2 separate regions of the Homo sapiens genome follow, and region 2 is linked to region 1. A link is a loop called in an ENCODE intact Hi-C map of the cell type or tissue named here. Cell type or tissue: OCI-LY7. All regions are shown on one strand. Links, peaks and the distances in the headings refer to the core of each region. The heading gives the core; the rest is flanking DNA. Region 1 overlaps PRKCI (protein kinase C iota). Region 2 overlaps PRKCI (protein kinase C iota).

Region 1 (2,920 bases), core at 293-2,792:
TGCCTCAGCCTCCCAAGTAGCTGGGACTACAAGTGTGCACCACCATGCCCGGCTAATTTTTGTATTTTTAGTAGAGACGGGGGTTTCGCTATGTTGGCCAAGCTGGTCTCAAACTCCTGACCTTATGATCTGCCCACCTCGGCCTCCCAAAGTGCTGGCATTGCAGGCGTGAGCCACTGTGCCCAGCCTAACTTGACTTTTTTAAGCATAAGGTAAGCATCTCATCAAATAGTGTGATGTTTTACTTTAATTTTGTTTTTTCTTTGAATTAAATTTTTTTTTTTTATTTTTTAAAGACAGGGTCTTGCTAAGTTGTCCAGGCTGGTCTCCAACTCCTGGCCTCAAGTGATCTTCCCATCATGACCTCCCAAAGTACTGGGATTGCAAGCAGGAGCCACTGCATTCAGCTTCACTTTATTTTTTAATTTAAATTTTTTTTTTTTGAGACAGAGTCTGGCTCTGTCGCCCAGGCTGGAGTGTAGTGGCATGATATCAGCTCACTGTAACCTCCGCCTCCAAGGTTCAAGCAATTCTTGTGCCTCAGCCTCCCAAGTAGCTGGGATACAGGGGTGCACCACCACACCCAGATAATTTTTGTATTTGTAGTAGAGACGGGGTTTTGCCGTGTTGCCCAGGCTGGTCTTGAACTCCTGGCCTCAAGTGATCTGCCCACCTAGGCCTCCCAAAGTGCTGGGATTACAGGTATGGGCCACCACACCTGGCCCCCAGCTTCACTTTAATTTTGAATATGTGTTGTCTTATATTTTAATTTAAGAGATTACCTATTTTTAAGCTGAATATTACCTTAAAGAAAATATTGTGGAATGAAAGTGATTTTGACAATCATTATTTCAAAGTAGTGGCAGAAACCTGATACCTCAGTGACTTGTACTCAGAAAACATTTATCATATATGTAGGCTTACGCCTGTAATCCCAGCACTTTAGAGTCTGAGGTGGGAGGATTGCTTGAGGCCAGGAGTTTGAGAACAGCCTGGGCAACATTGTGAGACCCTGTCTCTACAAAAAGTTTTTAAAACTTATCTGGTGGTAGCGTGCACCTGTGGTCCCAGCTACTTGGGAGGCTGAGGTGGGAAGATTGCTCGAGCCTGGAAGGTCAAGGCTGAAGATGGGCCCTGATTGTGCCACTGCACTCCAGCAACAAAGCAAGCAAAGCAAGACCCTGTCTCAAAAAAAAAAAAAAAAGAAAGAAAAAGGGAAAAAGAAGCAAATATCTGTGTGCTGAGGACAGACATTTCCTATCCTCAAACCCATAGTCTGATAGGGAGATGGACACATGTGTAACAAATGTGATAAATTCTGGAACATAAACGCATAGGGGCCTTGAGGAATACAAAGGAAGACACATCTATAATACATCTGCAATGTTTGACATAAACCTGTAACAGAGTAGAAGTTTTTGAGGTAGAGGAGGTGAGGAGAAAACCATATAGGCTGAAGAAGAATATGTAGAAAGGCACAGAAATGTGAAGAACATGATGAGTGAAAAGCAGTAATTCACTGTATCTGAAGTATGAAGTGGTGAAGTATGAATTGGCCTACAGTTTAACAGGCTCCACGGGTGAGTTGTATGAATACAGAAATTTGTTTGAGAAGCATGAGACTAGATCCCCAAGAGCTTTGCAGATCACATTAAATTTTATTTTACATGACTATTATGGAAGTCTAGTTAAAAGGTACCCTAAAGAAAGGGTGGGTTGGGGGTGAGGGATAAAGGCCTACATATTGGGTACAGTGTACACTGCTCAGGTGATAGGTGCAGCAAAATCTCAGAAGTCACCACTAAAAGAACTTACTCATGTAACCAAACACCACCTGCTCCTTGAAAACCTGTGGAAATAAAAAAAGAGAGAAGATACCCTAAATATACTACTTTTTTTACAATAGTTTTCTGTTAATTGTTATACAAATAGAATTTCATTTTAAGGAATGTCATAATATTTAGCTCAATATTTGGGATCATTTCTATCTTCCCTGATATAAAGAACTCTGGAAAGTCATTATTGAAGCTCCAAGCTATAGGTAAACATAAACACATTCTCATTTTTTAAAACAGTGTTCCTGAAGTAATTCATGTTCACTGTTCAGGAAAAAAAGTAGTGCAAAAATTTATGAAATGTAAAAAGAAGCCTCCTGTTTTTCCTTTTTTCTCTCTCCTCCCTCACCAATTCCAATTGTAAGAGAATAGCTTAGTATGTATCCTTCTATATATTTTCTATGCATTTGCAAACGTGTATGTATGTTTCTATAAATTCTTTATTAACAGTTTTATTAACATGACAAATGACATACAGCTGATATTTTGCAGACCTGGTGGGCATGGGGAGCTTGGAGCCCAGTGCCACCCACCCTGGCCCTCCATGGCCTTAAAAAAAAATTATATGGGGCCGGGCATGGTTTCTCATGCCTATAATCCCAGCATTTTGGGAGGCCGAGGCGGGTGGATGGCCTGAGGTCAGGAGTTCGAGACCAGCCTGACCAGCATAGTGAAACCCCATCTCTACTGAAAATAGAAAAATTACCTGAGCGTGGTGGCGGGTGCCTGTAATCCCAGCTACTAGAGAGGGTGAGGCAGGAGAATCACTTGAACCTGGGAGACGGAGGTTACAGTGAGCTGAGATTGTGTCGTTGTACTCCTGCCTGGGCAACAGAGCGAGACTCCATTTCAAAAAAAAAAAAATTATATACAAATCGTTATGCAGTGTTTTCCTTTATAGTATGCGCTGGACATTTTTTCATTTCAGTGTACTTCAATTTGCATCATTACTCTTTTTTTTTTTTTAGTACTGCATAGTATTACATATTATAGATGTTTCATGATTAATCCCTTATCGATGGACATTTGGACTATTTCTAGTTTTTCACTACCATAAACAATATATAATGAACATTTCTTTTCTT
Region 2 (2,920 bases), core at 315-2,814, 59 kb after region 1:
ATCACTTCAGCCTGGAGGCGGAGGTTGCAGTGAGCTGAGATCGTGCCACTGCACTCCAGTCTGGGCAAGACAGTGACACTCTGTCTCAAAAAAAAAAGAAAAAAGAAATTTAAAGATTGCCAGGTGCAGTGGTTCACACCTGTAATCCCAGCACTTTGGGAGTCCAAGGCAGGAGGATTGCTTGAACCCAGGAGTTCAAGACCAGCTTGAGCAATATGGTGAGACCCTTATCTCTACAAAAAAATTTAAAATTAGCCAGCCATTGCTGGGCGCAGTGGCTCACACCTGTAATCCCAGCACTTTGGGAGGCTGAGGTGGGCGGATCACTTACCTTCATGAGGTCAGGAGTTTGAGACCAGCCCGGCCAGCATGGTGAAACCCCATCTCTACCAAAAACACAAAACTCACTGGGCATAGTGGCACACGCCTGTAATCCCAGCTACTCAGGAGGCTGAAGTGGTAGAAGCACTTGAACCCGGGAGGCAGAGGTTGCAGTGAGCTGAGATCGTGCCACTGTGCTCCAGCCTGGATGACAAAACAAGACTCCATCTCAAAAAAAAAAAAAAAAAAAATTTAGCCGAGCGTGATGGTGGCGCCTGTGGTCCCAGCTACTTGGGAGGTTGAGGTGGAAGGATTGCTTAAGCCCGGGAGGTCAAAGCTGCAGTGAGCTGTGATTGCATCACTGCACTCCAACCTGGGCAACAGAACAAGCCCCTTTCAAAAAAGAAGAAAAAAGATTAAAGCCATGTAAAAGTTAAATATAATACTATAATTTTTATCTTTCTAGTTATTTTGGAAAAACAAATTCGCATACCACGTTCTCTGTCTGTAAAAGCTGCAAGTGTTCTGAAGAGTTTTCTTAATAAGGTATAAATTGTGTATAAGAATATTTTGTGATTTGTCTCTTTCTATATATATCAAACTGGTCAGTAGCGGTTTGGGAAATGTAAAATTCCAAAACAGTAGAGAATGTAACTTTTTCAGTTTGACCCAGAATTTGTCTCTTACCCAAAGAGTAATTGACAGCATTAGATCCTGAGATAAGTTAGTTGTCCTTTCCATTTTGGCAATAAAATTTACTCCCCAGCTATATATTACATAATTTTTGTGTATGTGTAAATAATATATACCATATTCTCACATAGGGGAAGAGTTAATCTTTGGGTTTAGCCATAATTGTACTTTGAACTCTGTTTCCATTTTCTCTGTATCATTATCCATAGAATCTATTTATTACCATGTACTTTTTGAGCACGTGGGCCGCAGTGCTCCCTACAAATTCTCATGTCAAAAATGCTATAATTAGGTAAGATTCGGAAGAAATGAAATGCTATCTTTGGCTCTTAAAAATGTGAACATCATTCAATTGTTTGTTGCTGTTGGTAGGCTAGAGGAGTTTTAGGATCTAGGAGTGTGGTCTTGGCAATTATAAATTCTACTTTAAATAAATGGTATGATAGAAAAGTTGATGTACATTTACCTTCTAAGGTAAATAGATAAGATAATGAGTTTTAATAAAATAAGAAATTGAAGCCTTTTAAAAAATGAACAATTTATGTGAGGAAAGATTTAAACTTGAAACCTAATTTTTCACATAGTGAAAAATGAAGGCAAGAGGTGTTGATATGCAAAATAAAATACCTTTTATCAGAAAGAAAAATGGGAACATATTCTCATTCATAGTGATGAATAAGCCAAGACTTTTTATAAGTTGCAGGCTCCTCAGTCCAGTGATTCAGATAATGGTTGTATCATTGTCTTACACAGGTGGTGGTTTGTTGCTATAATTGGGCATGGGGATTTTAAATTAAGCTAAAAACAAACTTCTCATGAAGTTTGGAGGTTTGCATGTTTTGACTCTCACACTAGGTCATGCAAAGAAATGGCTGGGTGCTGTCAAATGATTCTGCTGTTCTCTTTTTCCTCCTGTTTTTCTTTAGCAAGGAATTGGTGATGATTCTCTGTTTTAATTACATGATGGGTGGAGAAAGTGCCTTGAGGAATCACAAGTTTCAAATAACTCAATTTGTTCTGGAGTTGTACTTTCTAGAAATAAAAGGTAGACCATTCCAACTTCAGAAATAAGAGTATCATGTGAGGGCACACAACACAGATCACAAAGATGATTTATTTTAAAGCATGACATTCACCCAATTCTTGAAACATTTCTTTCACCATAGGACCCTAAGGAACGATTGGGTTGTCATCCTCAAACAGGATTTGCTGATATTCAGGGACACCCGTTCTTCCGAAATGTTGATTGGGATATGGTATGTAAATTTTGATTACTCAACTATTAGGTTTCATTATTATCTTGGGCCAATTTTTTGTTGTTGTTCTGTTTGTTTTTAGACAGAGTCTTGCTCTGTCACCGAGGCTGGAGTACAATGGCACGATCTCAGCTCACTGCAACCTCCGCCTCGCGAGTTCAAGCAGTTCTGTCTCTGCCTCCCTAGTAGCTGGAATTACAGTCACTCACCACCATGCCCAGCTAATTTTTGTATTTTTAGTAGAGATGGGGGGGGTTTCACAATGTCGGCCAGGCTGGTCTCGAACTCCTGACCTCAGGTGATACACCCACCTCGGCCTCCCAAAGTGCTGGGATTACAGATGTGAGCCACCACACCCGGCCTATCTCGGGCCAAATTTTATTGTCTTAGCTAACATATCACAGCTTTAAAAACTTAAAACCACTTTCTAAACTGCTTTTTAGAAAACTTTTAAAACAAAAAAAAAATTCAATTTTTTTTTAATTTATTATTTTTTTTCTGAGACGGAGTCTCATTCTGTCACCCAGGCTGGAGTGCAGTAGTGTGATCTCTGCTCACTGCAACCTCCACCTCCTGGGTTCAAGCAATTCTGCCTCAGCTTCCTGAGTAGCTGGGATTACAGGCACACGCCACCACGCCCAGCTAATTTT

Evidence for each region. Peaks named below come from ENCODE experiments on the same cell type or tissue, not always from the same donor. Only the 100,000 strongest peaks of a DNase experiment are listed, where the experiment ranks them.
Region 2: it touches region 1 in a loop (2.1-fold over the local background); 3 of 110 quality-filtered maps call a loop at or near these places.

What each region holds. Positions count from the first base shown.
Region 1 is chr3:170,235,677-170,238,596 of GRCh38, forward strand. The region is part of intron 2 of PRKCI (protein kinase C iota); the gene reads left to right. Among named protein-coding and RNA genes, the nearest start is that of PRKCI, 15 kb to the left of the region's middle. In OCI-LY7, for the core only: no CTCF peak of the experiment used is centred there; no DNase peak of the experiment used is centred there.
Region 2 is chr3:170,295,124-170,298,043 of GRCh38, forward strand. It overlaps PRKCI (protein kinase C iota), which reads left to right. Exons shown (of 18, transcript NM_002740.6): 15 at 788-867; 16 at 2,181-2,270. Among named protein-coding and RNA genes, the nearest start is that of SKIL, 61 kb to the right of the region's middle. In OCI-LY7, for the core only: no CTCF peak of the experiment used is centred there; a DNase peak (open chromatin) is centred at 1,778; H3K4me3 peaks cover 512 bases; H3K27ac peaks cover 1,242 bases.